Regions from separate parts of the Homo sapiens genome. Here region 1 is linked to region 2. A link is a loop called in an ENCODE intact Hi-C map of the cell type or tissue named here. Cell type or tissue: CD14-positive monocyte. All regions are shown on one strand. Links, peaks and the distances in the headings refer to the core of each region. The heading gives the core; the rest is flanking DNA. Region 1 has its middle 11 kb from the start of GADD45G. Region 2 has its middle 140 kb from the start of LINC03062.

Region 1 (15,489 bases), core at 3,368-11,367, 170 kb before region 2:
TAAATGAGTAAATTCAGCAGAACATTGCACAGAGCAGGTAGGCAGACCCTCCTGTTGGCCAAGCGACACTTGTAGAACATGAGGTTGTAAGCCCTTGGTTTTTTGATTAGAGCTTGCTATGAGGCCACCTGTTGGAACCCCAAAGGGCTAGGAGAATTTTCAGGTGAATAAATGCATGATGGGACACAGTGCCATGCCCAAAAGTTGTGCTAAACTTTTTCTTTTTTTTTTTTTTTGATGAACAGGTGTTTAATGCTATTAACATGAACTAACTCAGAGGGCAGATAATAAAATGTCCAGTGTTTATAAACACATAATTGCATTTAGTACTTCCAACAACCCTATATGATAATGCATATATAAGCCCTCAGTGCGTGGTAATTATCACTACATATGTGTTGGGGGTGACCCATAAAGACGAGCACAATGCCTGGCATCTAGAAAGCACTGAATGAATGTTAATGACAATAATACTTAAAAGCTAACGAAGACATTTGTCCCAGACCACAGAACTCCAAGTGAACTAGTGGGTTTTGGACTAGCCGTCTGGTTTCAGGACCAACACGTTGCTGCCATGAACTTCCGGGTGCTGGAGCACTTGCGGCAGGCTTATTTTGGAAAGAAGGCTATTTTCATTAGATAACTTTCTACCTTTATAAGTTATATGTATTCATTGCAGAAAAATTGTAAAATACATCAACATTAAAGAAATAAGTAAAAGTGCCTGTAACTGACCATCAGCAAGTTTTGATGTATTAATATTTCCTTCTGAACTTCTATTTTTCCTCTTACATATTCTGTAACACACACAAGCACACCCAACAGTTTTTAAGCTGCATTTGGCTTAGTCTGCATTGGATTTAGTTACCGTCTCCTTTTCCTTAACATGCTATTACAGCTCCCATATATCCACATGACCTTGGGACAGGGCTTGTCTCTGCTTTAGCAGGCTCCAGTGCCTGGGTGAAAATACACATTCCAGCCTGGGATCCAGCTGGGGCATCTTCTTTACCTTGCAGCCCTCACTGAACTGGAAACATGACTGCCGTTTGCAGGATTTTAGGTATCACATGTCTAAAACAAACCTTTGCCACCCCCAGAGCAATGAAAGTAAAGCATTCTTATTTTTAATTTTTTTAAGTTTTGCATATGGTCACTGTAAAAATTGGCACTGGCAAAGCACCTGTTGTGAAGATGAAATGGATACAGAATGACAACAGGAGCAGCTTGGAGAGTCAGGCATTCCTTGCCCACACCCAGCATTGCCCACATAGGGAGCTGAGGTCTCCTTGTTCCTCTCCTGGCAAGATGATAGGACAAAATGATCTCTGAGATTTATTTTATTTTTAAGGGCTCTAATTCTCTGTGTTATATATTTTATTAAACCATTAGCCTCAGAAGTACAATGCGTATTGGTTTTGAAGCCACTTCAGAAAAAATAAAAAATGAATTTTTCAGAGGAAAAGCAAGGATGTTGGCAAACAAACCAAGGCGTGTAGGGTCAGCTCAGTAAACAGATACCCAATTTTGCTTTTTTGAGATTCTTGTGTTTTTCAGTTGCTTTTCTAAGATGCCAACCCCTGTACTCCTCATTTGAGTATGCCCTCCAAAATGTCAAAAGTGTATTGTCTTTCCACGGTCACAAAGGAGAGACTTTATGACTTAACTGGGGGCAATGAGACATGATCCTGCGTGGTGCACCTGAGCTGCTGCAAGCGGCCGCCAGAGGAGTGGCTAAGTTCGTGTGCAGGGCCAGCTGGAAGCCTCGGGGTGCCTGGAATGACTACACGGCTTTGAATTCTGTCCTAGCGCAAACTTATATTTGGTTTTTAGGTCTAGCTCAAACTTCCCTTTATCAACTAGAATAAAATTGCCAAATAATTTCACTCCCTTCATCAACTAATAGTGTGTGAGTAAAGTTCATCCACACAGGGTGGCAGAGTCTAGATACTGGGAGCTGGTGGCTGCACCAACAAGATGCATGGCTTCTTGCCCACTGATGCAGCAGAGGCCTTTAAAACCTCTGTGAGCTCCTCATGCTGGGTAAGACAGGCACTGCCTTGGGCTGCTGGGCTTCAAGGGTAGGACATAGGCTGTCCACCATGTGGTTCAAGCGTTCATTCATTCATCCCCTCATTAATTCAGCTGGCATTTCCTGAGCACATGTGCTGTGCCAGGCACAGTGCTAGGCATGGCCTCCCCACTGATCCTTGCCTGCCTGGAAGGTCCTGACAGCATTGAGTTGAGCCCATGGCTTCGCATTCCCAAGCCCATCCGTCTCTTATTCATCCTGCCTAGAAAACACGGTGAGGACAGGAATGAGAAAGGTGAGTGTGGGGACACCATTTCCCATACCAATTGCTAATTTTATGAGACTCTCATTGGCCAACTAAAAAATATGTCACAGTTGGCATTCCATTACCTTTTTGCATCAAAAACACCCTCGGCTTCTTTCCTTCTCACCATCTCCCTTTTCTTTCTATTTCTTCGATTTTTCTCCAGTCCAAGACTTCCCAAGCTGTGACTTGTGCTTCCCTCCTGAGCACTGCTAGTGGCTTCCAAAGACTGCTTTCCAATTCTACTTCCCTCCCTGCAACCTTCTCTTCTTCTTCCTTTTTTTGCCTCCACCTCCACCTCCACCTCTGCTCTTCCCTCTCGTCCATTTTCTCCCACATCCTTCCCTTCCTCCTCCTTTCTTTCCCCCTTCCCCCTCCACCTTCACTTCCATTTTGGAGCTCCTGCTGTGAACCAGGCCCTGGGGACTCAGACGAGAAACGAGCAGCCTCTGCTCCCAGGAGCTGGGCCTGGCGCCAGCTCTCTGGCCTGGCCTGGGGCTCTCTCCAGTTCCCTTCCATCCACTCAGTGTCCCAGATCCATCCCCTCAAACTTGCTAGGCCCTGACCCTGTGTGGAGGTCCAGCGGACACCTTGTCTGATTGAGCCCAAAGTCAGTCTCTGCCCAGGGCCCGGCCTGGTGCAAAGAGCCATGCACACCCGCATGCTTATTCCATGCCCTTCCCTGGGGGCCAAGGTCCTGATCTTTGAGGTGGGCTTGTGGATGGATGACTGGGCTATGAGGTGGGCTATGATGACAGTGATGAGGAGGTGAAGTTTCCCGGTGAAGAGAGTATCACACCCTGTGCAAACATGGGTGGGCTCCACATATCCCAGTGTGCCCAGGGTGCAGCGCTCTGTCTCCTAGGTTTCTCCATGCTCTGTCCATGCTCTGCTTCTGCCCCTTCCATCCCTGTCCTCAGGGTCCAGCTCTTTACTGTCACCTACCTGAGTCCCCTACTTTTAGGGATGCCAGTATAGGCTTGGGGGTAGCAGGAAGGCTCCTGGTCAGAGGAGCCCCTGCTATAGTGGAGATCATGTGACTCCTTTGGGTCTGGCCCAATCTGCATCTGTGTCCTGGGCCGTGGCTGGAGGGAGCTCACCTGGGCTTCCTTTTCCATTTTCCTGACTCTCCCTAAATCACTCAGTACATCTGACAGAGTCCAGAAGCTTGTTCATCTTGGGTGGAAGGGAAGAGAGTCTGGGGGCTGGGTAGCTTGCTGGGGAGGGTGGAGATGCAAGGGTGGGTGAGGATGAGGGCCACCTGCCACCATCCCTGAGACCATGATCAGGCAAGTGGTGCAGGCAGAAGGCTTGTGGATGACTGTGCAAGCCTGAAAGCACAGCCTGATAACAATCAATAAGACAATTGTCCCGCAAGACTCCCCTCTGAGCTTCAGAATAGAACAGTGTTTCTGGGAGAACAGAGTGGGCTGAGTCCTCCTTAGCTCTTTGTCGCATGGAGGAAAATGCATTAGAATTGACATCTTAGAAGTGGCATCTTCCTAGGAAATACAACCCGACCAAAATGGGTGGAAGAAGGTGCTGTGGAAAGGAGACAGCCTGCGTGTTTTCTATGCCTCTCGTGGAGTACAGGCTCATCCAGCAGAGCTGCCTTCAGAGCAGAAAGAAGGGATGGGTGACCCTTTGAGACTGAGCTGATGGTGTCAGGCTGCAAATCAGTGAAGGTCACATGAAGTGTTGTTTGCTATTGGGGAGCACGGGATTCCACAAAACCTGCCAGAGATGAGCAATTTTCTTTTTATAGAAGTTCAGTAAATGTCTCAGAAGGACCCCTGCAAAGTCCCCGAGTCCCTTTCCCATCCAGATCCAGCACAAGCAACTCCCTCTGAGTACAGCCCATGGGGAGCTGCTCAGACTTGCCCCTGCTGCTGTCCACCTGCTTCTCACCTGGATGCGCAGTGACTGACAGATGAAACTGTCTTACTTATCTTAGTGATATGTCAGCTGATATCTCATCAGAAGGCAGAATTCTACCACAAACCTCCAACCACTGCCTCCTGGTGTTATTCCCACAGTTGTGGGATTAAGGAATGTTGCAGATGTAATTAAGGTTACTAATCAGATGACCTGAAAACAGAGAGATGTTCTGTATGGGCCAAACCTAATACATGAATATGTTAAAAGCAGAGACTGGCTGGTTGGGGAAGCAGAGCCAGAGACTTTGCAGATTTTGGAAGAATTGGACACACCATTGCTGGCTTTGAAGAGGGAGGGGCTCATAGAGCAAGATTTGAGGGTGGCCTCTAGAAACTGAGAGTGGTGCTTGGCTGACAGCTAGCAAGAGAATGGGGACCTGATTCCTACAGATGCATGGAACTGAATTCTGTCAACGACATGGATGAGCTGGAAGCAAACTCTTCCCCAGAGCCTTAGAGATGACCGCAGTCTGGCTGACAGCTTGGTTCAAGCCTTGTGAGACCCTGAGCAGAAAAGTGAGTTGAGCCTGCCTGACTTCAGATCCATGGAACTGTGAGCCCATAAATAGCGAATGTTTTAAACTGCTGAGTTTGCGCTAATTTGTTACTCAGCAATAGGGAACGAATACATCCCAGGAACATCAGGGTCTCCTCCTTCCCTCCCCCTACCTCTCATGCTTCGATTGGGTCTACCTGGACCTCATCTTACAGCTTTTGTACTCCTGTCCTGCACCACCTCCCCAACTCTCGCCTCTCCCTGTGTCCCACAGGGCTTCTCCCTCTCTCCAGACATATCATGCCCTTTCATACCCCGGGGCCTTGGACGTGCTGGTCCAGCTGCGTGAACTGCATGTTTTCTTGAACGGCGACTCTGCTTGCAGGTGGAATGCATGGAGTGCACGGGCGTCTGCCTAGAGAGGAGATGTGGGGGCTGGGCATGGAGGTAGCCGAGGAGTCAGCCTGCGGGCCCTGGGCCCTACCAGAGCTGGGTTCCACCTTAGCATTTAAGGAGGTGGCCTATACAGAGCAGGTGGCAGTGTCGGGACAGGGGGCTCCTTCCAAGGTCACCATGGGATTGGTGGGCAGGCCTGTGCCTGTGGTCCAGTCTCTGGCTCTGATTGGAGCACGCTCATTCCTACAGAACATTGGCAACCCTCTATCGCTCACCTGCAGCTGGGGATTAAAAGACCCAAGGGCCACTGACTGGGCCACTGAATCACTGATTTTCATCCCCAAATCTTTTCCCTTATATGAAATTTCCCAAGTGCTGTCAAATCACAGATTCTTAGTGTTGGAGGGAAGCTTAGTTATTCTTCATTTCACAGGCAAAGAAATGGGCTCAGAGAGGTGAGTCCATAGTTGCAGTGAGGTCCAGGTCTCCTCATCAGGTCTGGGCTTTGTTGACCCAGGGCCTTTTGGTCCAAAGTTGAAACAAAGGCCTTTTAGCATCCCCTCTGGGCTGCTATCCGATGCCTAGATGATGGGCCAAACACAAGCAGGATAGCTATGGAATTCACGGTTCTCCAGAGAAGGAAGCAGATGGGAAAGTGAGACCTGCCTCGCCTAATTTTCTTGTACTACAGTCTTTTGGTTAAAGCATCTCTCATTTTGTTATTGTTGCTTGTGGCTTCCCATTATGAGGAGTTGACGCGTTTGTCTGTCTGTCTAGCCTCTGGATGTGGGACAGGCAGATCAATGAGATCCAGGAAAAGTTTGTGTCTTGCTGTGTGAAAGCTGAGGCTGACCGAACAAAGTCACTCAGTTATGGGAACACTTGTTAAAAGGATGTCAAAGCTTTTATTTTCCCCCCTCAAAGTGGGTCTCTTGTCCTATAACCACTGACCATCTTGATCTCATACCGAGCCATTGATGTGGTTTTACTTCACCTCCAGGGGAGGTGGGATTTGCTACTGAGTTTCATGATTCATTTTTCAGCTTTCAGAGTTTGCTTTGGTTTGAGGTTTACATGCCTGTCAGTGATGAAACATGGTCATTAGAATTGATTCCGATTTTTGACACTTGCGTTATCCCTACCCTGCAATGGTGGATTGGGGTCACTCATTTACAGCCTATCTTCTGCAAGTGGGAAAATTCAAGAGAATAATTAAAATGTGTTGCGTTTTCACTATGACAAAGTTCAGACAAATAGAATTCTAAGGAACAACAGTGAAACAACAGTAAAAAGCAAAATTGAAAGGAAAGGAACAGCTACACTCTGGAGAAAGTATCCTCTTTTGCAGCAAGATTAAATTTCCCTAGAGTGATTCACGGCAGCAAAGCAATTCATGGAACTCCCGCGTTGAGCAAGAATTTGATGCTAACATTCCAGGAAGGAGGCTGCAACTGCAGGTTAGGCTCAGCTATCATAAGACCAGTTAAAACCATGGTGTCTTGACATGTCTGCAAATCACTCAAGCCCTGCAAGGCCGAAACAATGACCAAGATAAAGTCCAGGGAGTTGGTAGGTGGCCCACATGTCACCAAATGATCCACTTGGGCTGACTGAGGGTTTGAGGTCCTGCCAGGCTGTGTGGATGCCCACAGTCCCCATGCAGGGGAGGGTGAGTGAGTTTCTGCTTTCACCGTCATGAGCAGGGGCAAGCAGCTGTTCTCCTTCTATGTGGCCCCTAGGCCCCTGGGTATGCTCAGTCTCTCCAAGAGCTTGGAGAAGACTCAGGAGAAACAACTGCCCACCCAGAGGGGCTGCAGGAGCTGGGGGTCCCTCGGCGGCAGCATTCTCTGCTGGGGAAGGAGCTTAGCCATCTGGAGCTGCCTGTCCATGCTGGGTTCCCTGGCCTTGATCTTGATTATGTTGATAGAGAAGCAGACCACCCCACAACTGGGAAGCCCATTCCAAGGCAAATGGGCCATTCCACTTTCAGAGCTCCCCAAGGGGGCCCCGGCAGCTAAAGTGAGGCCTGAGCAGAACTTGCTGGCTTCCTCTGGTCACCAGACTCCTGCAGTGCCCATATGAGGTCAACAGTGTGGCATGAGGCCCAAATGATATCAGGTAGGGGTTACAGGGATTAAACTAGGAGCCCAGGGGTACACCCCCAGCTGCGTCCTCCAAGGGACTATCATCATAGGCACTTCTCAGTGGTCACTGCAGGCTCAGAGGACAGCTGCTGAAGCCCACTAGATGAGGCCATGTGCCATAGTCTGAATATGTCCTCTAAAATATATGTGTTGGAAATATAATCCCCAGTGTAATGGTGTTGGGAGGTGGGCCTAATGGGAAGAGTTTAGGGCATGAGGGCTCTGCCCTGGTGAAAGGATTAGTGCCCTATAAAAGAGCTTGATGGAGGGAGTTTGGTTCTTTTTCATCCCTCTATTCCTCTTGCCATGTGAGGATGCAGTGTTCCTGGCCCCAGAAAATGCAGCAAAGAGGTGCCATTTTGGAAGCAGAGAGCAGCCCTCACCAGACATTGAACCTGCTGGTGCCCTGATCTTGGATTTCCAGCCTCCAGAACTTCCAAAAAAATTTCTATTTTTTTAAATAAATTACCCAGTCTCAGGTATTTGGTTATATCAGAACAAACAGATGTACACACTGTGCTTAGTGTTTAGGGGCTTGAGTGTCCTGGGGGACAGGCCAGGTGGGGGTGATGGACTGGGGCAGAGCTTTAAAAGTGAAGCAGAACTCAGGCAGGTGGAGCTCTTGCACAGAATTGAGGACAGTCACTGCCCTGGGGACATCTTCTAGGTTTGCTCCCGGTCACCCCCTCAGTCCTGTCCTAAGGCTGGGTCTGCAGGGAGCCCACGCTTGGAGAGCAGATGCTGGGCTTGCTTGTGTTGCCTTTGCTTTTCCCAGCTCAGGGGCCTGGGCTCACACTCTTGCAGTAGGAGAGATTCAAGGACCCAAGGGTACACTTTTTCTGTGGGTGAATGGAGAGGGAGAGAGGGAAGGTGTGTGTGTGTGTGGAAGGAGAGAGAGAGAGAGAGAAAGAGGTTCTCAGAGCCTAAGCAGGAGTAGGATGGCCCACGGTGGAGAGCATGGTAGCCCAGGGAGTGGGGTCTGTGTTAGATGTGGGCTGCCCGTGGGGGGAGGGTGGGCTTCTAACAGTCCCAATGTGTCTGAGACGCGTAGGGCCCTGGGGTGACCTGGCAGTATCTGTTGACCTGAAGGTCGGGACAGGAATTGCTCAGCTTCTTGAGGGAATTCGGCACTTCTCTCTGTGTCCCTCTGCATAACAAATCACCCCCACACACATATTGGGATGTTTCTCAGCTCCGGTGACCAGCTGGCCTGGGCTCGGCAATTCCCTTGCTCTACCTGAGGCTGCCCAAGGCTGCCTGGTGGTCATGTGGGAGCCGGACTGGCTGAGAGGCTCAGGAAGTGCCATGGAAGGCACAGGGTGGGGTTGTGAGGCTGGTCTTCGCCAGGAAGCTAGACATCCCTGCTGCTCCCTCCCCGTGGGGCCTGTCCACACGGTCTTGTCACGGGGTCTCTCTCCAGAGCGTCCTGCACAGGGATGTTCCACTCCCACTGCGTTTTGTGGGTGAGTGGGAGCCACTGGTCTGGGTTACCCAGGGGAGAAGACCACCTGAGAGCAGGGATCCTGGGAGGGTGGCCACGGGGCCATCTTTGGAGATTTGCTGTGACTCATTTTCCTGAATCAGGTGTGAGGCTCATTTAGCTTACATAACTCATTTCAAGGAGAAATTACTTCAAAGTACAAAATGTTATCGTCTATGCCATTGCAGTTTTGGGGAAGAGTTACTGCTCTTTGCTAGGAAAAGCCTTTAGAGGGTTTTTAGAGGCAATAGGAATTGCCGAGATGAATTCCAAGGCAGAGATACTCATGAATAAGGGTTAATTCAGCAACTTAGTGAGGGCACATTATCAGCCCCTGGACCCTCCACTGGCACCTGACGGTACCAGGCTCCGCACAAGAACACTGCTGCCTGCACACTGTGGTGTCTGCCTCCTCTTGTAACTGGGCCTGCACTCCCCACCTTCTTCTCAGAGCTGATGGGGACAAGGCTGTGTCTCGGCACATCCTCCACCCAGTCTCAGCTGCCTGCTTCCTGGGAAGTAAGCCCCCAGGGACTCGATTTCCCTGTGCCCCCACCCCATCAGATATTCTCCACTTCATCTGAAACATCTGGAAGGTGGGAACATCTGTTATACCATAGGGTGGGTAGACGTGTTGTGGAAGTTCTTTTTGCAAAGAGGAGCTTCTCAGCAGGGCCAGGGGACCCTCACTCACCTCCAGGGAGTAAATCAGCTGGGTGGGGTGGAGTGGGGGGTGGGCCTGGTGCCTGTGAGGAAGGGCTTTCAAATCAAGTCCAGGCTTCCCCTGTTAACTCACCACTCTTCCCTTATCTGTGGGAAAAATAACAATATCATTTCATGCTATGATTTAAGTTTCAATAATGAAAATATCAATTAATACACTGAGCTCTAAACTCTGGAATCTAGCATAGAGGTCCAATTTCCACTCATCATTCTCCAACATGTGTCCCTCTTCCCCCATGCCTTCTATGTGTCCTGTCTGCGCCCAGGACTGCGTGTCCCAGGAAGACATGCCATGGGCCCCTGCCTGCTGGCTTCTCATTGGATTTGGCCAATGAGAGGTGTTGGTGGGAGATGAGAGGGCTGTGGGGAGGGAGGTAGGGGTGTGTCTTCCCTCTCACTCCTGCTTTCGGCTGAGTCCCCAGGGGTGCCTTGCCCCTCTGCACTTTACCTCCTGCCAGGAACCCCTGCCCCACGGCTCTGCTGTGCGTATCTTCTGCCCTCAGCCCTCAGCCCAAGGCTGGTGACAGTCCCCCGGTCCCCAGGAATACATCAGCTCCATCCTCTTGGCTCTCTGAGCCACCACACATCTGAGAATGTGAACCTTCCTTTCTCTGTGGGAACTTGGGGCGACACCTCCTTCTGCTTGGCCCTGGCTGGTGTGCACGCAGGAGGACTTGAGTGGAACCATGACCCTGAACAGGTCAGGCATGGGGCTGGCTTGCTCTTGGCAGAGCACTTGGCTTCAGTCCCACATACCTGTCCCTGCCTCTCCCACATCACTGGACAAAGCTAGGCTTGGGGTTGTGCCTAATCAGAAAGCAAAGCAGCACAACCCCCAGGTGCCTGGAAGGAGGGAAGCAGGAAGTTTATGAGTGGTGCCAGGACCCACACTGAGGCCTGGCTGCCAGTGACATGGGTGCCTGCTCAGACTCCTTTTGGCAACAGGTGTGCCCATCCCTCAGCCCCTGAGAACGTGGCTGCTAACCAATTCCTGCCCCTCCTTCTCTGCAGAGTTGCACACAGGGAGCCGTGGGGGCTTTCCCTCTCCAGACCCCAGCCAAAGACCAGCGGGCAAAGGAGATGGGAAAGGCCAGCCTGCTGCCTCCAAGTGGGACCAGCTCTAGGTACACTTCACACTCCAGAGCCCCTGGGGGCCCAGGCCACCTCCTGGCCGAGCTTTCCCTCCTCACACCGCTTCTCCTGAGAGCACCCCCATCCATCATCAGAACAGAAGTCCGCATCCCAGCCTCTGGGGAACCCAGCCTGAGGCAGGAACTGTTTCAGAGTCATGAAGCCAGCAACGAGAGAAGCCAAGACCAAAAGGGAAGCCTGTCTGACTTAAAATCCTGCCTTCTAGAAAGTAAATCTGCTGTGGTTTGACTGTGGCCTGCCCCTAATACATCTGTTGAAATCCTAACCCCCAAGGTGATGGTGTTAGGAGGTGGGGTCTTTGGGAGGTGATTAGGTCATAGGGGTGGGGCTCTCATGACTGGGATTAGTGCCCCTATAAAAGACACCCCAGAGAGACCCACTGCCCCTTCCACCACGTGGGGACACAGTGAGGAGGTACCGTGTATGTCAACAAGACATAAATGTTTGTTATTTATAAGCCACTCTGTATGTGGTATTCTGTGGTACCAGCCCAAATGAGCTAAGGCAAAATCCAATATCCCCAAATGAAAATAAGACTTATGGTGCATCTTGTGGTGTATATCATTTGTTCTGTGGGAGAGTGTGACACAGCCATAGAAGACCATGGTAAATAACAATGACTAAACCCATCACCACTGCTGGAGGAAGCAGGGACTGCACCAGCAGGGAGGAGGGCAGCATCTGTTTGCTGGGAGCTTTCCTTGAAGCTGGGGCTGGGTTGAATCCCATCCCCCACTAGCTGCATAACTTAGTTCAAGCTGCTTCCCTCTGGAAGGCAGGCCTTGTCTCATCAGATGCTTGTGAGACAAAGATATAAAATATGCCAAGGCAGGCGGATCATGAGGTCAGGAGTTTGAGATGAGCCTGACCAACATAGTGAAACCCCAACTCTACTAAAAATCCAAAAATTAGCCAGGTGTGATGGCATATGCCTGTAGTCCCAGATACTCAGGAAGCTGAGGCAGGAGAATCGCTTGAATCTGGGAGGTGGAGGTTGCAGTGAGCTGAGACCATGCCATTGCACTCCAGCCTGGGTGACACAGCAAGACTCTGTCTCAAAAAAAAAAAAAAAAAGTGCTCAGAACAATGACTGCACAAGGGAAGGTGCAGTGAATGCTGGCCAGTGTTGCCTAGCTTCTGTACGGGGTTTTTAAGGGAAGGGAATTCTCCCTTTCTCCAAAGGAGTACAACTGAAGTGTTAGGGAGCCCCTGCTAAGTACCCCCTCTATCAAGAGTTGAGGTGTTGGGCACTAAATAACAAGCTATAAAAGCCACATGAGCCCCAAGGCTCAGGCCACCTGCAAGGAGTGGTTCCCTGCAGCCAGCCAAGCTGCTCTCCAGACCAGAGAGAGCTTTCCTTCCCTGCAGGGGTGCTGGAAGGTGCCTTTCACTGCAGCATGGCAGCTTCACTGGGTGAGACCAGGGCCAACTGTGGCCAGGGATGAGGCCAGGCCAGTCTGCCAGGGATTCCTTCAAGGACTGGGGAAGAACTTGCCAGAGAGAAAGCCAGGGCACTCTGAGGTAGGCCAGCTTCCCTAGGGGATGCGCTGGCTGGCTTCCTCCAGGCTCTGGCTGGCTGCTCCTTGACTTCAGGGTCTCCTTGGGTTTGGGAAGAGCAGCCTGTCTTGGTCTCTAACTTGCCTGTCAGTCCCCTGGGATCTCCTGCACACTCAGGAGGGCAATTTTTCCAAAAACGCTTCTGGGGACAGTTCTGCTGGTTCACTGAGAACACTATGGGCATCGAGAGGACAGAGGAGCCCTCCACTCCATGGGGTGGATTTGCATTTCCACCCAGGTAGAGCTCTGTGGAGAAATTTCTGGCTCAATGGGGGCCAAGCCTGAACCGACATTGAACTTGAACGGGAGCTCGAGCTCCAGTTCCAGGCTGATCCTGGGATAGGGGGCTGTCCTCTGCTGATTGATCACATGCAGCATCAGAGAAACGGGAGGAGTGCTGTGCCACCACACGATGAGACAGGACGCTGTCCTACCTTGGCCCTTATTGGTCACGGGGCCAGAGCTCTGGGCTAGGAGCCAACGTGGGGCTGGGGACTGCATTTTGAATTCCTGATCTTCCCAGCTTTCCAGCTGTGACTTCAGACTTTTTGGTACCTCTCTGAGCTTTAATGTCCACATTTTTAAGACGTCTGACCTCACATAGTACCTGTGTGCTCAGAGGTGCTTAATGCACTAATTGACTCGGGATCTGACCTTGGGGCAGGTTGCTGGCCTTCCCTCTCTCAGTGCTCAATATCTTCAGAGATGGCCAGACGCCTCTCTGCTTGTGAACTGCGGATTAAAGCCAATGGGCTCTTAAAGTCTCTCCCAGTTGTAGGACACCAATTTCCCCAGGTTCCATAATCACCTGTTCTGTTAGCTGCTTCCTCCCACACATGCACACACACACACGCACACACACAGGCACATGTGCCCATAGTGCATACCTGTCTATTGTGAAGCGCAATCGTTCAATCTTGTTGGACTCCCCAGCTATTACATTAGGTCAGCAGCGTTGGCTTTACCAACCTCAGATAGTCAAGGATGAGTGAAAAGTAAAGAGCTACTTTGCCCCTGCAGAGAGTGGCGAAGGTGCTGGTGAGGAGGGCCAGCATGCCGTGCTCAATGGCCTGCAACAGCAGACAGCCCTGTGAGCCTCCCAAATGGGCCTGGCAGCTCGTTCTTAAAGAGTGAGTACTAGAAAATAAAGACAGTGATTCTCTTGATGTTTTTCATTCTCCCGGGTTCTTGAGGCCACCCGAGGGTCTGTGGGGATGTCTGGGTGTTACCAGTGCAGGTGGGCTCTGCCTTTTTGCTCTGGTTTTGACATTGTCACCATCCAGCCATGTGCTGGATGAGGCTGTGGCCTCTTTTGCTTGCTTCTGCTCCTTTCCATGGAGGCTGACATCTGTCTCATAAACATGAAAGGAGAAGGCCCTATTTCAAAGCTGAATGATACTTTTTGCCTTTTTCTACAGGGTAAAATTGAACAAAATCATTTTTTCTACAAGCGTCCTCTCTCCTTAGCATTTGCCCTATTTATTTATTTTTTCAGGGCTGCAAATTACTTCAAATAAACAAGGTAGCACAGAAAAAACAATGGCCAGAACCCTTGGTTTCTATTAAACAATCATGTTATGGGAACATTGCACCTTGTGGAATCCCCGGGTGAGGTGATGGACAAGCAGCCGGTGCACAGTATGTTCTGTTCTGAGCTGGAAGTTGGTTGCTTTGATTCTCTCACTTGGTCTTGCACAGTTTAGCAATTAGTGAAGAACAACTTCAGCTTGCAGGGTTCTCCTGGAGCCTGTCTTGTTTGTCCCAGGGCCCGGCTTTGGCAGCAGAGAGCAGATTCTGAGAGGTTCTGTTCCCTGGCTGACAAAGCTCTGGGCCTCAGCATCAACGCTGCCATGAGCATATCTGCCAGCAGTTGGGCAGGAGGAGACCTCTCTGGCTGGGGTCTGGCCTGGTGGAGAAGGGACTGGCCCTCCAGTTCACACCTGCTGGAAGGCAGATCCCTGGCACCTCCACACCCTATCCTGCCCACTAATGTGGTCTCAGCCTCTCCCAGTCTCCTCTTCTGTCCAATAACTCCACCCAGACCATTTCCTATCATTGTTGCAAAGACTGAGACAAGACGCATGAAAGTTGTGTGCCCAGGAGAGGGCCTTGCCTGGAGTGGATACATGGTGAAAGTGAGTTTCCTCCCCACACTTGGAATGCGAACCACTTTGTTTTTCCCACCATGCAACTGTGCCTGCAGCTGCAGCTTCATCCAAAGGTTTCCCCTTTTCATCCCCTGTGGGGTTCCTGTCTGTGCTCTCTACAAGCCACAGAGGTTGACGGCCCCCTTGAGGCAGTCTGACCTTGGGTTTTCTTTCCTATTCATGCATACTGACCACCCCAGGGCCTGCGATGCAAGGAAGTGGAGATCTGGGAAACTGTTCTTGTCCCCTATTTCTTTATTTGCCTTCAGAGGAACTTGCCTTTCTAAATACAGTCACCCTGGAAGTTTCAGGAGAGGAAGGTCTGTTGGGGTTTCCAGGAAGCACAGTGAATGAACTCAGGGTGCCCCAAAGCAACCCCAGGATCGGCATGGTGCGGTGAGCACGGAAGCAGAGCCGTGGCCAGCTTCAGCCAGGGATAAGTGAAGCTCCATTTTTTGTGGGATTAAAGCTTTTCTGGTGCATGGCAAGGTACCATTTCTTTTCTTCCAACTGAAAAACAGAAGGAGAGAAGATCCCCCAAGTAGCCATGGGGCCTCCCTGGCTATTATTCTGGCAGAGTGAAGGCCGTGCAGACATGTGGATGAAATTTCTCTTCAGTTAGTTACAAATATGTCTGCAAAGCCTGTGTATCATAAACCAGAAAGCAACTATATGTATATATGTATATGTGTGTGCATGTGTAGGTGTTTGCATATCATACTTCTGCTAAGTCCTCAGATAAAACCAACGCTGGCAACTAGATCGAGAAATCATGGCCCAGGCTCAGCATCGCCCAAGGGCAGCTGACCTAGCCTTTGCAATGGCACTGGCATTAGCCGGGGAGGTCCGCACCAGGACACACTCCCTGGCTGGGGTGGGATGTTCTGAACCGTGCAGATGGGGATTAGGCCGAGCCCCACACCCTGAGCGCCTCTGTAAACAAAGGGCTTCTCAGTAAGCAGAGCTCAGCATTTAAAGCCCTGAGGTTGATGGTCCTCGCTTGCCATGACCTCAAAGGCTGGGTATCATTTTCCATCCTGGGAAGGGAAGACCCCTGAGGCGCCTGCAGTGAAGTGACCAGCTCAAGGTCACCAGCGAGTAGATGACTCCAGGCATTGGGA
Region 2 (15,489 bases), core at 3,839-11,838:
GCTTACACGGCTGGGAAGAGTTGGAAGAGGAAACTACTCAAATTTCTAGCTCTAGACATCCAGCTTACGTATTACCGTTCATACATTAAGGGCCCTCTCAGTTAATACAAATAGTCTTATTTAAAATAACTGTTTATTCTATGACATTAAATTTTTCTCTAAACTTATTCAAGCATCAAAGAGTAGATTTCTTCTTGGCTTAATCCTGGTGGCCTGAGGAATTCTGCTTTATTATGAGTAAGTTCCTTCTCTTAATGTGCTAAAGGGTTTCCATGCTGAAGGGGCAGGATGAATGATGCTGTAATCTCAGCCTTGTAGGGCAGAGATTCATTCCATGGGCTACTAATTATGTATAGTATCACTCCCTAGCCTATGGGAGTGATTCTAACATGATAAGCATTATAGAAAACATATTTGGATCTTAGTTCTGGGAGTCCCTGTGAGATTCCTTAAGGAGGAATGGCTTGGTTTATTGGGAAAAGACATCCTTTTCAAAGGAACATTCAGCTTGAGGCGCACACATAGGACATCTGATAGGGGAGGGCCTCATGCCCTTCTGTGGCCACATTCTGCAGCCTGCCCAGCCCTGTTGCTCGGTCTGGAGATATAAGTCCTCACCAAATACCTCAAATCCTGGTTCTCTAGCCGCTTCCACTCCCAGCGAGGACTACCCAAACATCATACTGGAATCCCCTTGTGCGCCATGCTTCCAGCCCTTGTCTCCTTCCTAACATGGACTGCTCTGGTTATTTGGAGAGATTTCATTCTGATTTTGCCTATAAATTTCCATGTTTAAAAGACATGGGTGGGTAGATAAGATGGTTCATTAGTCTCAGTTGCTTTTCCTTTTCTGGATGTTATGGGTATTCAAACTGGCTGGGTTGAGCAATCGTAGGTATAGCTTTATTGAAATTTGTGCTCAAATTTTTACTAGGTTTAAAAAACATAGTCATGCAGGGCCCTGTCTCGCCCGATGTAGGGGTTACAAGGAAGCCTTGGGTGAGTCCATGGCAGGCCTAGATGAGAGGCCGCAGAGGGGAGTGGGCAATGTTGCAGCCTCTAGACTGTGGCTTTATGACAAAGGGAAGTCAAGTTTCAAGATTCCAGGCATGAAAGCAGGGGTACAGCAGGGTGGGGGTGAAATCTTGTGGTGGCTTGCTATTTGCCAGAAACACAAGTGCCTTTGGGAAAGGGCTTCCCAGGGTTGGGCAGAGTCCCAGGTGTGTGACCAGAAGAAAACTCCCACTTACAATGTGGAGCACGGTGTTGGCAAGATTGTTCCATTGGAACCAAAGAATCAAGGCTGAACCCCTTTGGATCTATTGGGAAAGTGTGGAGTCAGGACTCCCACCCGATTCTCTTCTGGTCACCCTGGAATCCAGCCCAGGGAATCCTGCTCTGGAGGCCCCTCCAGCTCTTGCAGATCAGTCACTCCTCATTCCTAGCACCCCCGGGGCCTGGACCGCGTCCTTCCTTAAGGGGCAGTCTTCCACCTGGCCCTCTGCTCCCACAAGGAAGCTGCCGCAGGTCCCCCAAACTGCCAGCTTCCACACAGAGGGTGCAGCCAGGTCCCAGAGGGACTCCCCCTGCCCAGTATCTGAATTCCAGTGAACACCAGCAACCCAGTCTGAGATGCTCACTGGGGCCAATGAAGCCAGTTGCAGGAATGCAGTCATGAAATGGTCTGGGGAAGAGGCGAGCAACATGAGCCCTGGGTTCACAGCTCACTGTAGCCTCAAGCTCCTGGGCTCAAGTCATCCTCCCATTTCAGTACATGGGACTACAGGCATGTACTGCCATGCCCAGCTAATTTTTAATGCAACTTTTTTTGGTAGAAATGGGGTCTCACTATGTTGCCCAGGGTGGTCTCAAACTCCTAGCCTCAAGCAATCCTCCTGTGCTGAGATTATAGGTGTAAACCATCACAGCTGGCCCTGACTTTTCTTAACCTCTTTCACCTTCTGTCTGGTCATGAGTACAAGAATAATAGCAGTGCCTTCTCAAGGGTGCTAAAAGCTAGAGCATGTTTCCCAGGGGTGCCCTCCTGGAAGGGTATCATGATGCTTACGGTCTGGCTCACAAGGAGGCATCTTTCAGGCTGAGACTGCCAACTGTTCTTTCTTCCCTCCCCTCCCACCCGGTACCGGATCCGACTGAGAAGCCAGTCCCTTGCACAGACCTGACTGCGACTCCTTCCTGTCACCATCATTGTCTGGGACTTGTGATCTCAGGGGAGTCAAGCTGCTCGTGAGCTGCTCCTTTGCAATGCATGAGACTGATCTGCCTCCCTGCTCCCCAGGAGCTATGCTCAAGGATATCCCAGCTCCCAGAGCTATCCCCAAGTTGCTGGAAACAGCCCACAACCACAGCCTGCATGGGACCTGCACCACCATGCCAGGCAGCATGGCGGCTCTGGTAGTCAGGTACTCACTCAGAAACAATGTCCTTCAGACACGGGGGTTTCTGAAACCGATCCAATCATAAGGCTGCATTTGAAAGGAGCAGAGGAGTTGCAGGTCTCTTGTAGCTCTTCAAGGTCATGTGGTCTGCCTCTACTTGGAGTCCAGAGACCCGATTCTCCCTCTGTGCATAGGACTCAGTCCCCAGGACTGTGTCTCTGCATTAATGTGTATGTGTGTGTGTGTGTGTGTGTGTGTGTGTGTGTGTGTGTGTGTGTGTGTGTAGGTAGTTGTAAGGTCAGCCTCACTCCCTACTAGAAATCTGCTGACCCCTGCCCACAGACAGCAGCCATCACTCGGCCGGCACAATGTGCAGGAAAGGGCTGGTGATGAGACCCCGCAGCTCAACCTGGGCTGAGGGTAGGCTGCAGCTTCCCCAGGACACAGGCTGTTGCTGAGTCCTGGCTTTCCTCTTAGGAAACCATAGGTGTGAGGTTGACTCCTCAGGGAATAAGCCAATACCAAGTGGAGAAGCGAGGATGTGTGGCCAACCAGCTGGTGATTCTGTGGGGCAAGGGGGCAGATGGGGGAGCTGGACCCCGCACCCACACGTGCAGTTTCCAGAACTTATGTGGCACCAGCACTTGCAGGGAGAGGGGATTTCTGTGCAATGGAATGAGCCAAAGTTGAGTCCCAGAGCCCCAGAGTTCTTGCTCTCCAAGTACTTTGAAAAGGAACCAAGCATCTGGAAACTATGAAAAATTACAAGTGGTCCAAGTGCGGGGTGCAATTTTGGGCAACCGATGCCCAGGAGATGGGTTTGACACATGGGACTTGCAGAAAAAGAATCCACCCTGGTGAGCCCCTTGGCCTGCGGTGCCCAACATAGGTGGTCATCATCACGGCGGGCCCCTGTTCTGTTTTCCACGTTGCAATCAAGCTCTGGACAACGCATGGAGGGCTTACCCTGGTGATGGAGAGGAACAGAACGCTCACAACCTTGACTGCATGATGAGAGACAGGAGCAGGGCAGGGAGCAGAGAGCCAGGGGCTCTCTCCTCAGTTCCTGGAGTGGGAGTAAGGGGATGCTGGAAGAAAAACCCAGATAAGGGAATTTAAATATAGTGTTTACTTTAAAAAGAACAAAAATAACAAAGCCACTAATACTTAAGAATAAGAGCCACAGGCTCATTTTCTCTCGTCATCCAGCCTGGTTGTCTCCTTCCCACCTTCAGCTGTCAGCTCACTCTCCATCAGGGACTCTGTTTCAATGTCTCCTCATCCCCCATGGCAGCCTACCTAAGTTCCATGTCAGCTGTTTATTAGTTGACGGTTTGCCACAGGCCTGGCTCCTCCAGAATGCAGAGACGTCAGCTCCTTTTTTGAGAGCCTTTTCCAGAGCTTGGACAGTGCCTGGTTCCTAGTTGGTGTATTCCATGCTCTTCCCTATGACTTCTTTGTGTGTGTCTTGTGCTTGTGTCTGCAGCTGCGTCTTTCTCCATTTACCTCCCCTAGGATGTGTTCACTGTATTCAATGAGCCTTGTGCCCCGCACACCAGCCTGGCCCCCTTCTGCCTGGGGTGTTTTCAGCTGGCATATCTCCTGACCTAATGAGCTCCTTCTAGCTTGCCCGTCTTAGCATAGGCATCACTGCTTCTGAAGTGGGGATGTCTTTGATCCTGGCAGGGCAGGCAGACCTCTTAGTTGTGCTGTGACATCCTAGAGTGCCATGCATGGTGGGGGGACTTCAGAACAGATGCATGGGCCCCACCCCTGGGTTTCTGGGCCAGGTGCAGCTAGACAAGCTGGGCATGCTCTCTGCAGGGCCACCCAGCTCGGGCTGCCCTTCTGCATCGCAGCGCAAGAGAGAGAACAGCTTTGCCAGAGAGCAGAAGGAGCCTGAGTTTTCACACTGAATGGTCATACCGTGGATGTCTATTTTCCTGGGAGTTGCTGGGATTGCCAGCTCTGGGCCCTGGGGGTGTTGGGGACATTAAGGACTCTGAGGTTCCATCTCCAGCTACTCGGAGAGGGTTCCTTGTGTCATTCATCAGGCAGCTTGCTTATCTTATCCCTCTTTTAGCAATTGTCATACTGCATTAAAGTTAGTTTGCTGGTCTCTCTATTAGCCTGGATGATTTTGCGGTTCTGGACTCTGTTTTATTGACCATTATGTCTCCAGCACCTCAGAAAGCTTTCTGTGATTGGAGTCTTTGAATGAGGCTGTGAGTGGATGACGAGCCTCTGAACCGACGCGGGCGGGAGGGGGCTGCTGGCCAACTCACTCACCGGGCCACCTTTACTGTCTGTTTACTGTCTGTTTACTTTAAAAGAATGCCTTGGTGGTCTGAAAACCTTCCTAAGTGCCAAATGAGAGCATCTCAAAGCTGGCAGAGCCCCTGGGTGTTATCAGGGTGGAGAATCACGTTCCTTTCATTCTCTGATGGGAGCGTGCATGTGTGTGCGTATGCCCATCACCCTCCACTGGCTTCACTCATGATCGCAGATAAGGGGAAAACACTTACCTCGGACTTTGGATTGAAACCAGATCAGGAGGCTTAGTCACCCCAAACGCAACCTTAGAAAGCATGAAGTTAATATGAAACATCGGCCCGTGTAACGTAGCAAAACCTCCCCTGTGAATGAGTTTTAAACTTTTTTTTTTTTTTTTTAACATCCTGAATGTTTTTGAGCACATGCTGCTGCCTTCTTAGCTGTTTGTTGGGTGGGTGGTAGAGCCAAGGCAACAGGGGGACTGTTGATTTGAGCACAGCAGAAGCGGGCTCTGAACGGCCTCCCGCTTATTGCCATGAAAGCTTCAGCCAGTCCCGCTTGCCTGCCTTGTGCACAGAGCAGAGCAGTGCAGCCCCTGGGTTAATGCAGGAAAGAGCAGCTCTGACCCGGGAGGCATTTCTCTCCACGCTGCCATAAACCTAAGACTCTCTTTAAGTTGTCCAAGATCAAGGGCTGCTTCTGATGAAGAGGGAGCAGAGGTCTGTAGTAGCCAGTGCCTTTAACCAGTAGCAGTGATGGCCAGGGCGTCTCCCAGGGGAAGGGACAGCGTGGCTACAAAGGCCCACCAGGAAGAAAGGCCCCATTTGCCAGTTGGCTGAAGAGATCCAGCCTACTTCCTCTAGATTCAGGATTTAAAAAGGGTGTGTGATTTTGTTCTCTGTTGGGAGAAAATGACTTAGAGATACTTCAAACTGTGTTTAGTCGGAAGATACACTGAGTTAAAAACAGTTAATTAAACTTCAATTGTGTGTGTGTGTTTTTAAGCCGTGTAATTGCTTCATGCACTCGCTCACTTTTCAACTTAAAACTCCAAGTATTTTAGAAATGAACTTCATTGTTCTTAAATTTTGAATGAGGCTATTTTCTTCACTTAAGAGTGTCTGCCTTCACTAGTCAGCCAGGCTTCTTCCAGTGCAAATGGGCTGATTTCTGCAATGTGGATCTTAACAGAAACTTACCAGAACCGCCTTACATCTGCTAAATGATTTATTTGGAAAACATATGTGTTAGTCATTACAAAGATGTGGATGAGATCCGGTTGCCAAATAACGAGTATCGTGTACATGAAGGATTCTCATCCGATGGGGATGACTCAAAGTACTGCTTCTTGTAATATATTAAATGTCTAAATACTTAATACAAAGACAGCCAGAGAATATCAAAAAACATCACAGCCAGCACATGACAGTATCTGCCTGGCACTCTTTGCAGAAGGCAGCCACACTCTCCACTACCCCACCAAGGCCACTCGCCTGCCCACCATTGGATTGGAAGTGTAGGGCTTGGTTCAGCCAGGAAGGTTCTCTCAGTCCCAGGTGTCTGAAAGGAGAGGTAACCAGGAGTAACTTAACTAACCAAATTGCTAGAGATTAGTCATGCTTGATCTAAGGCTTCATGAAAAAACATCCCACAGGGAGACTCTGGTGGGGTTTAAGCAGCACAAGAATGCTTCTATTTCCACATAAAATTTCGACAATATGTCTGTTTCAAATCAAACCCTGGTTGGGGGTGAGGAAATCTGCAGACAGAAATAGCCAATCTCTTTGCCTCAGCACCAAGAAATGGCAATGACCATCCTTTTCTTTATTCTCTGTGCAGAACTTTTCTGGAATATTCTGGGCCTTCCTTCTACAGCTCAGCCATAAGGAATTGGAAAGACTGAGCAAGGCATTTGTCCTGGAGTAGGTCTGTGTGTCCTTTTTATTTTCAAACATTCGTACTTCAGTCCACTAGAGCCACCTTCCCTAATCATGAAAGAGTCCTAGAAGCCAGTCCTGCACACTCCTGTGGGATTTTCCTGGTCCACATCTTTGATTTAGGACTGTGCAAAGCAAACCTGAGAAGTTCAAGCAAACCTGAGAAGTTCAACTACGCATTTCCTGAATCGGGAGAGGGAAACAAGAAATTCATCATTTTGAGAGTGAATGACTTAAATATCACTGCTTTTAGAAAATTCAAGAGCAATCTTATTTACCCTAAAAGCTGTTTGTAGATTGTCAAAATGTACATTTAGAAATACCACAGGCTGGGTGCAGTGGCTCATGCCTGTAATCCCAGCACTTTGGGAGGCTGAGGCGGGTGGATCACCTGACGTCAGGAGTTCGAGACCAGCCTGGCCAACATGGTGAAACCCTGTCTCTACTAAAAATACAAAAATTAGTTGGGTGTGGTGGCACCTGCCTGTAATCCCAGCTACTCGGGAGGCTGAGGCAGGAGAATTGTTTGAACCCGGGAGGCAGAGGTTGCAGTGAGCCGAGATCACACCATTGCACTCCAGCCTGGGCCACAGAGTGAGACTCCATCTCAAAGAAAAAAAAAAGTACCACAGAATTAAGTAGAAATGTCTATAGTAGAATGAATTTTCTGAGAAACGAATTGAGGTTTATGTTCCTGCTACTGCAGGGTCTCCCTTCTAAGAGAGTGAAAGGTAACGTCTCTTTCCCACTAAGGAGGGGCAGGGGAGTCTGTGTCCGTGCTCTGGGCTCCTTTGCCCAAAAAGCAACTAACGGCTTGTTGTGTTTAGGGCTGAACAGAAAGAGAGGTTGCCAGGAATCTAGGGAAAGACCCTACACAGAATTTGGAAGAGCTCCAGGAGGCCAGCCAATTCTGACTTGCTGGCTAGCTTACCGGGAGAACTGGGGTGCTGCTGCTTTGAAGGGAAACAGAGTGTGGCTTCTTGCTCATTTCCCTGGACAGTGTAAGCATCAAACAACTCAAGGGATGGGGAAGGAACCATGAGATGTGACTGATGCTGGTCTTCTCACTTAGTACATGGGGGCTTGGGGACGATCTGATTTGCCTTAGAAAAGATATGGTATTTCTTTTCATGTCAGTAGGCTCAATGGCTTACTTGGATGTTTCAGCTAATGCATGCATTCAATAAATGCATCCTGTAGCCAAACTTTCTTGTTCACTGATAAATGACTTCAGTTCCCCAGAGGAAGGGCAGGGAAAGGAAGAGGGAGAGGAGCCACTGCCCCGTATCCACACTTCTTTTCTTCTCTGGGAACAGAGCCTGGTGTCATTCCATGTGGCCATGTGCCCATGAAGGGGTGGCATTTCCGAGCCTCCTTGCCACCAGCCAGGCCCGATGAGAAAGATGACTTTAAGAGAGGGCACATTACCTTTTCCTTCTTTCCCTCCTTCTGTCTTCCGATGGGAAAAGAGCTCAGCGGTCAGGCACTGCAGGAGCACCCTGGGAACATGAGGCAAGCAGAGAGGCCTGGGCTTTGGGAGAGGCGAGTACAGGGTGAAAGTCTGGGACCTTGGTCCTCATGGCATTGCTACAGCAGCTCTCCTTGGGAGGGAAATGCACCTTCACCCTGAGACTGTCTAAAAACCAAGCTTGGCTGATATTTGGAGGATCCTAGGCCAGGCGAGCGGAGCAGCTGAGTCACACCCTGTATGATGTGTCTGCAAATAGATCTGGGTCAAAATGAAATACCCCCTTGCCTGGCTCAGAGAGAGGCAATGGACTGTGTGAACTCACTGCTTCCCTCCATCTGGGCACAGTGGTTGCTGAAAAGAGGAAGTCACAGCCTGGGAGAGTTGGGTGGCACAGACAATTCTCGAGTTTTGAAAGCTATTGGCCTCAATGAGCCCCGTGCTCCATGGGAATAAAGGGCACAAGATCCTCCAACCCCATTTTGCATTTCCATGTTAAAAGGTGTGTGAATTCAGTGCAAAGAGATGTAGTTATTTCCCTGTATGTAGTCAGCGGTTTCTCTGAGCTAAGCCTGCCTTTCCTGCAGAGGACAGAATGGCATCCATTAAGACATGTGATTTATAGGGCATTGTTTTCTATCCCCAAAGGACACTGCTGTATTTTCTGCCTTTGCCCTCTTCCTTCTCTCCTGCTTCTCACCTTTTCATCTTTCCACAGTCTCACTGTGTTGTAGTAACACCTTACAACTGCCTTGGCCCCAGAGCCCTTGCCCCTGGGCCCCTCTGGGCTGCCTCCCAAGCACCATGGTCATCTCTGGATCCGTGACCATGTGTGTGATGTGTCGGTTTGCATCATTTATCTTGAAATGGAACACCCCCTTGGGCTTACATTGATAGCCTCAATGCCTCCCTGAACAGGGCATTCTTCCAGACCCTTTGAAAGAACAGGTGAGTCTCCTTGATCTGTGAGTCTTGTATCATTCCAGAATTTCTTTGATCCTCAAAGCAGCTCTTAGGCCCGCCAGCTGGGAGGCTGATGGGCAGATGCTGGGGTCCCTGATACCTTCCCGGGACAACTTCAAGTCTGGGACTCTAAGGAAAAAGGGCCACTTCCAAGCTGTAGGTTCATTGTACCATTATCAGCAGAGTTATAGCACTGATAAAACAATAGTAATAGTGGCCTCTAGCCTGTGAGGGCATTGCAATGCAGCCCTTGCTATAGCTCCAGGCCCAAGGAATTTCCTAGATGACCACAAGCCTGCACAGCACTAGTAAGAGATGCATCACAAGCTAGGTGCGGTGGCTCAGTCCTGTAATCCCAGCACTTTGGGAGGCCAAGGTGGGTGGATCACCTGAGGTCAGGAGTTCGAGACCAGCCTGACTAACATGGAGAACTCTTGTCTCTACTAAAAATATAAAACTAGCCAGGCATGGTGGCGCATGCCTGTAATCCCAGCTATTGAGGAGGCAGGAAAATCGCTTGAACCCGGGAGGCAGAGGTTGTGGTGAGCCGAGATTGTGCCACTGCCCTATAGCCTGGGCAACAAGAGCAAAACTCCATCTCAAAAAAAAAAAAAAAAAAAAAAAAAAAAGGAAGGAGAGAGATACATCGCTAGTAGGAAGGACTTTTCTTCCTCCTCCTGCCCTTTCTCTCCTCCTCTTGAAAGGTCTTGAGACAGGTAACATATTAACACATCAAAGTTAGGCCATAGGAAGCAGCCACCCTTCCTAGCTGAAGACCTGTTTGTTTAGCAGATGGCCCCAAATGGAAAGTATCCACCTAAAGTTGACTTCAGTGCTGAAAAACTCAGGGTGGGAATGGGGGTGGTAGGAGCATGTTGAGACGGTCTCTTGGAAGTAGAGAAGAGAGGAGGCTGGAGGCAGAAGGGACACCCAACTGCCCACTGGAGAAAAATTTTATCCTGATTATTTGATGGGAAAGAATAAAGCCAGGTAGGTCTCACTTGTTCATCCTGTGCACAGGTGGGATGGGCTTGAAATCTAATTTCTGGTAGTGAGCCCTACCTTCAGCCTTTCCAAATGCTGTTTCAGAAGAAGGGGGTACAAACTTCTCCTAACAATTTTTGGGAAAGCCAAGGAGAGAGTTTATATTACTCATCAACAATAGCACCTCGTAAAGATTGTGGTTAAATACTTCTATTTCTTTCTTTATTTTATTTTATTTATTTATTTCTGAGACGGAGTCTCTCTCTGTCACCCAGGCTGGAGTGTGGTGGCACAATCTCGGCTTACTGCAACCTCCGCCTCTCGAGTTCAAGTGATTCTCCTTGCCTCAGCCTCTCGAGTAGCTGGGATTACAGGCACCCGCCACCATACCTGGCTAATTTTTGTATTTTCAGTAGAGACGAGGTTTCACTATGTTGGCCAGGCTGGAGATGAGAAAAAGAATAGATAATTCATCCTGATTTGAGATGGGCCACGTCCAGTGCACTTAGGGGCTCAGAATTTGTCCTGTAAATCAGCGTTTCTCAAACTGAGCTGTGTGGAATACTGGAGACCACCCATGGATCTACTCTCAGAAATCTGTGTGCTCTTTCCCATTTTTAATACTGGTGATATTTTAAAATGAAATATTACAAGTCTATTCTGGATCATCTGGAGAGCCAGCTCAGACCAAGGGGACAGAGACCACACTCGCTTGATTCCAGTGCCATAGGCATTTTGTATGGAGGATTGCTTCCACACCAAAGAAGGCACAGTGATGTCATAAAGAGGTTTCACAGTAGTTTGAAAGGAGAAGAGGAGGGTGAAAATAAAGTCGTCACCTTGAACAAGGTAATCAAGCTGTCGGCATCCATAGAACTCGTCTCATTTGTGTCATGTCGCAGTCTCGTTGTGAATGGATGCTCTTGGCACAGCCCGTCTTGTTACTTCAATGGTTTATTAGCAGAAAGTGTTGGAGAAACTATTGAATAATTTTTTATTTTACTTGCAGAATTAATTATCTTAGAAATCTAATGTAGATTTAAGTAACAGCAAAACAGCTATTGTATTTTCAAGTGAACAAGTCAACTTGACTAATTTATCAAGTAACATTCCAATAAAAGTGATTTTTGAGGATGGGTGGCTGGCATTTTTGGTTAACTATGAGATGTGATTGTTGAAAACTAATGAACAAAGCCTTCAAGAGCTTATTATTCTTTCATTTACCAAGCATTCTTAATGGTATTATTATTAACAAATAAAGCTAAACATTAAATATAGAATTGGACCTGAAGCCACATTTTTATCCTTATTATCAGTCATTTAGTTAGAGTAAACAACATCATTATTCACATTAAATAAATGACTTTAATATGATATTATTGGTTTTATAGTTTGTATTTGTATGAAATTATATTTGCTTTTATAGCTAAGTAAGAGTATAAGAATAATGTGCTTATATACAGTTTTCATTTGAATGTAAATACAAATAAGAATAACACTAATCATGTGATATAATTTGAGGCAACACTAAAGATTTAAGAACATTATTTTTTCTCTTAAAAGGAGTATGCACATTTATGAGATTTGCAAGCAAGCAAGGGAGAAACACTGACTTTTAATTAGAGGTGTTTTAATGCATGGCCATATTTTTGTTAGCGATGGGACTTTGATGACAGTGTGGAAAACTCATTGGGAGGGAAGTTGGAATATGGGAGGCTATGAGGCTGGTTCAGTGGTGGAGCGAGCAGGAGAGCTGGCATTTCTGCAACTGGATAAAATATACTTGTGGCTGGCTGGGCATGAGCTGATGCTGAGGTGAGAGTTTATAGTGGTGGAGATTTTGGAATTTGTGCAACTTTCTGGGTAATTATACAATTAACCAGGATTGAGAATGCAAAATGTGGCACACATTAGATAAAAGTTACCAAGTATTGGCTGGGTGTGGTGGCTCACGCCTGTAATCCCAGCACTTTGGGAGGCAGAGATGGATGGATCAGTTGAGGTCAGGAGTTTGAGACCAGCCTGGCCAACATGGTGAAGCCCCATCTTTACTAACAATACAAAAATTAGCTGGGCATGGTGATGCATGCCTGTAGTCCCAGCTACTTGGGAGGCTGAGGTGGGAAAATCACTTGAACTTGGGAGTCGGAGGTTGCAGTGAGCCAAGATCACGCCACTGTACTCCCACCTGGGTAAGAGAGTAAGACTCCATCTCAAAACAAAACAAAACAAAAGTTACCAAGTATAGTTTGTACGTCTGCAAATTTTGTTCTTCTAGTAAATACACAACACCCCCACCACACACACGTACCTCAAATATCTCCTATTTGAGAAGGCAAAGAGAAAAAGGACCTATGAGGGACAGAATGGATGAATGCAAGGTGCCTCTCAGGTCTAACATTCTATATGTGGATCTCTGATGTTGAAATGACATTAGAAACTATTTCTCCTTTTGATAATTTGCATAAAGAGTGTAGTATATTTTCTCTAAGATTATTTCTCGAATTAGTACTTTAAAAACTTTCATAGTCAAAAGACAGCAATAGGGCAATTGTGGTTCGTTAAGATGGAGAAAACACACTCTACTCTTTCTCGCCCACAAAATACAGCTAAAATCTTGGAGAGAATCCATGGGACAACTATTTGAGGAGTCTGAAAGGTAAATGGTGCGGCTCTCTAAAGAGTCTGAAAAGCAAAGGGTAGCAGGCATACTGGGAAAGAAAATCAGATGGTTTGAAGTATGATAAATCTAGTGGTGAGTTTCTTGTTTTGTTTTGTTTTTTTTCTACCAGCATACACCCCAGGGCAGCATGGGTCCTGGAATAATGCACTGGGCAAGAACAGGAAGAGCTTCAAAGAAAGGATTGACTTTCTGGCCTGAGGAGTAGAAAGGAGCAGAGAGAGTGGAAGACATCCTTTGTCCCCCAAGGAAACTCATGCCTGCAGCTGCAGCTGTCACAGTGGTGACAGTGGATTTGGGTAGGCACCCAAAACTCTGAGGAAGGAGAATCTTTTTCATCAGAGGAATATGTCTGAAGAGTGTGGTGGAATCTCTGTTGCATTTTTTTTTGTCTCTGTAGCCTCCTGCTGCTTGACTCTGCACATATACACACTTGCAGTAAGTGTATAGCAGAACCAGGAAACTAAACTGCTCAGATTTCTAGGCAGAGGGCCAAGAAAGCAGATCCCTGGACGCAAAAGAGTGAGGAGGAACTCCAGAAAGGGGAAGCTCAAGAAAGTGACCCACCAATTGTATATGAACTCTTGGGCTTGCTCCAAGCTGAGTATGCATGGATCTGACCCCAAACAGCATGCTAAAGGTTTTGAGAACTATGGAGTAGACCACTTCCTGGGATTCAGTCTTTGTAATGAGTGGTGCACACATAAAACTGATCTAAAGAACAATGGAAAGTCTTTGAAAACTAAACTGACATTAGAACCATAGCTTATACAAAGCATATTAGAACATACATCTTGAAATCACATTCATTAGCTGCCCACAAAAGCAAAAAGCAAAACCCCAACATTCTTCATACGTTGTATGAAGGCTCATAACTTTATAACAATATTCAAAATGTTCAGCATACAGCCCCAAATTACTCAACATAAGGAAAACCAGGGAAGCCTGACAAATTCTCATTGGGAGGAACAATGAACGTACACCAAACCCAAGATATCCAGATGTTTGAATGATCAGAGACATTTAAAGTAGCCATTATAACATGCTTCAAGAAGAAGAGCAAACATTCTTGGAAGAAGCAAAAATATAAAGAGTCTTACAGAAAAACAGAAGGTATAAAAAAGAGAACAAATTGGAAATTTTAGAACTGAAAAATACAATAACAGAAATTTTAAAAATCCATTGATGGACTCAATAGCAAAAGAGATGATAGAGGAGTTGATTTGAAGATAGAACAATAGAAATTATGCTTTATAAACAACAGAGAATAAAATAAGAGCCTCAGAGAACTGTGGAGCAAGGTTAAAAGGTTTACTATTTATGCCAGAGTCCCAAATGGACAGAAGAAAAATGCCCCATAGACTTCTTTTTTCATTTGATGAAATCATAGGTAAAAACATCCAATTTTGGTGAAAGACATAAACATACAAATTCAAGAAATGGAGCAAACCTTAAACAGGACAAAATAAGGAAATCCACTCCCAGATACATCATAATCAAACTTTAAATCTAAAGATAAAAAAAATTGAGAGAAGCCAAAGAAAAACAACACATTATATATGAGGGAAAAACTATCAGAAAGATTGCAAACTTTTTATCAGACCAGAAGGTAATGGAATAACATTTTTAAAGTTACTGAAAGGAAAAAAAAAGCCTGTCAACTCAGAGTATTATATCCGACAAAATTATTCTTCAGAAATAAAGGCAAAATAAAGACATTGTCAGGTGAAGAAAAACTAAGAGAGTTTGTTAACAGCAGACTTTCTCTGAAACAACCTGTTGACATTTGAGATTGGATAATGCCTTATTGTGGTGGGCTGCTCCATACAGTATAGGATGGTTAGCAGCATCCTTCTCACCAAGTTGTGACAATAAAAAATGTCTGCAGACATTGCACTTTGGAGGCAAAATGGCACTCAATTGAGAATCACTTCCTTGAAAGAAATATAAAGGTACTTGTTCTGTTGGAAGGGAAATGATGACAGAGGGAAGCATGGAACTTTAGAAATAAAAAAGAAGGGTCATAAAATCATAAACATCCAAGTCAATACAGTAGTCTATTTTAAATTCTTATTAAGTTCTTAAGTCTATTTAAGTTCTATTTTTAGTAGAATATTTTAAGTTCTTTAGAATATGTATAATGGCTGAAAGTAAAAGCTTTAACATTGTCTGATGAGAGTTTTCAGTGGCTATAGATACATGTGACAACTACAGTGGAAAGTGGGGAGGGTATGAGGAAGTATGTGGTGATGAGATTTCTGCATTTCCACTCTAAGTGGTAAAATATTAATCCTAAGTGGACTATGAACAATTGGCATGCATATTGTAATCCCTAGAGCAACCACCAACAACTATAGGAGGAGATACAGTCCAAAACCCAATAGATAAGTTAATTATGATTGAATTATAAAAATATTCAAATAATTCAAAAGAAGATAGAAAAAGAGAAACAGAAGAATAAAACCAAAATGAAACAAGCAGGAAACAATAAGAAAGTGGTAGCCCTAAATCCAAACATATCAATAATGACATTAAATGCATATGGCTTAAACACATCGATTAAAGAAAGATTCAACCAAATGTGGGCTACAAGAAATCCATTTAACATACAGTGGTACAGGTAAATTAAAAGTAAAAGAAAGAAAAAAGATATAGCAGGTAAACACTAATCAATAGAAAGCTGGAATGGCAAGATTAATGTTAGACAAATGAAAAGTCAGAGTATGGTAATTAACAGAGATAAAGAGAGACACTATATAATGATAAAAAAACTTTTCTTTTTCT

What was found. Peaks named below come from ENCODE experiments on the same cell type or tissue, not always from the same donor. Only the 100,000 strongest peaks of a DNase experiment are listed, where the experiment ranks them.
Region 1: it touches region 2 in a loop (2.5-fold over the local background); 5 of 110 quality-filtered maps call a loop at or near these places.

Annotation. Positions count from the first base shown.
Region 1 is chr9:89,607,901-89,623,389 of GRCh38, forward strand. No RefSeq gene overlaps it. Among named protein-coding and RNA genes, the nearest start is that of GADD45G, 11 kb to the left of the region's middle. RefSeq lists enhancers at 3,445-3,993, 6,525-7,066. In CD14-positive monocyte, for the core only: no CTCF peak of the experiment used is centred there; no DNase peak of the experiment used is centred there.
Region 2 is chr9:89,773,662-89,789,150 of GRCh38, forward strand. No RefSeq gene overlaps it. Among named protein-coding and RNA genes, the nearest start is that of LINC03062, 140 kb to the left of the region's middle. In CD14-positive monocyte, for the core only: no CTCF peak of the experiment used is centred there; a DNase peak (open chromatin) is centred at 8,380; H3K27me3 peaks cover 660 bases.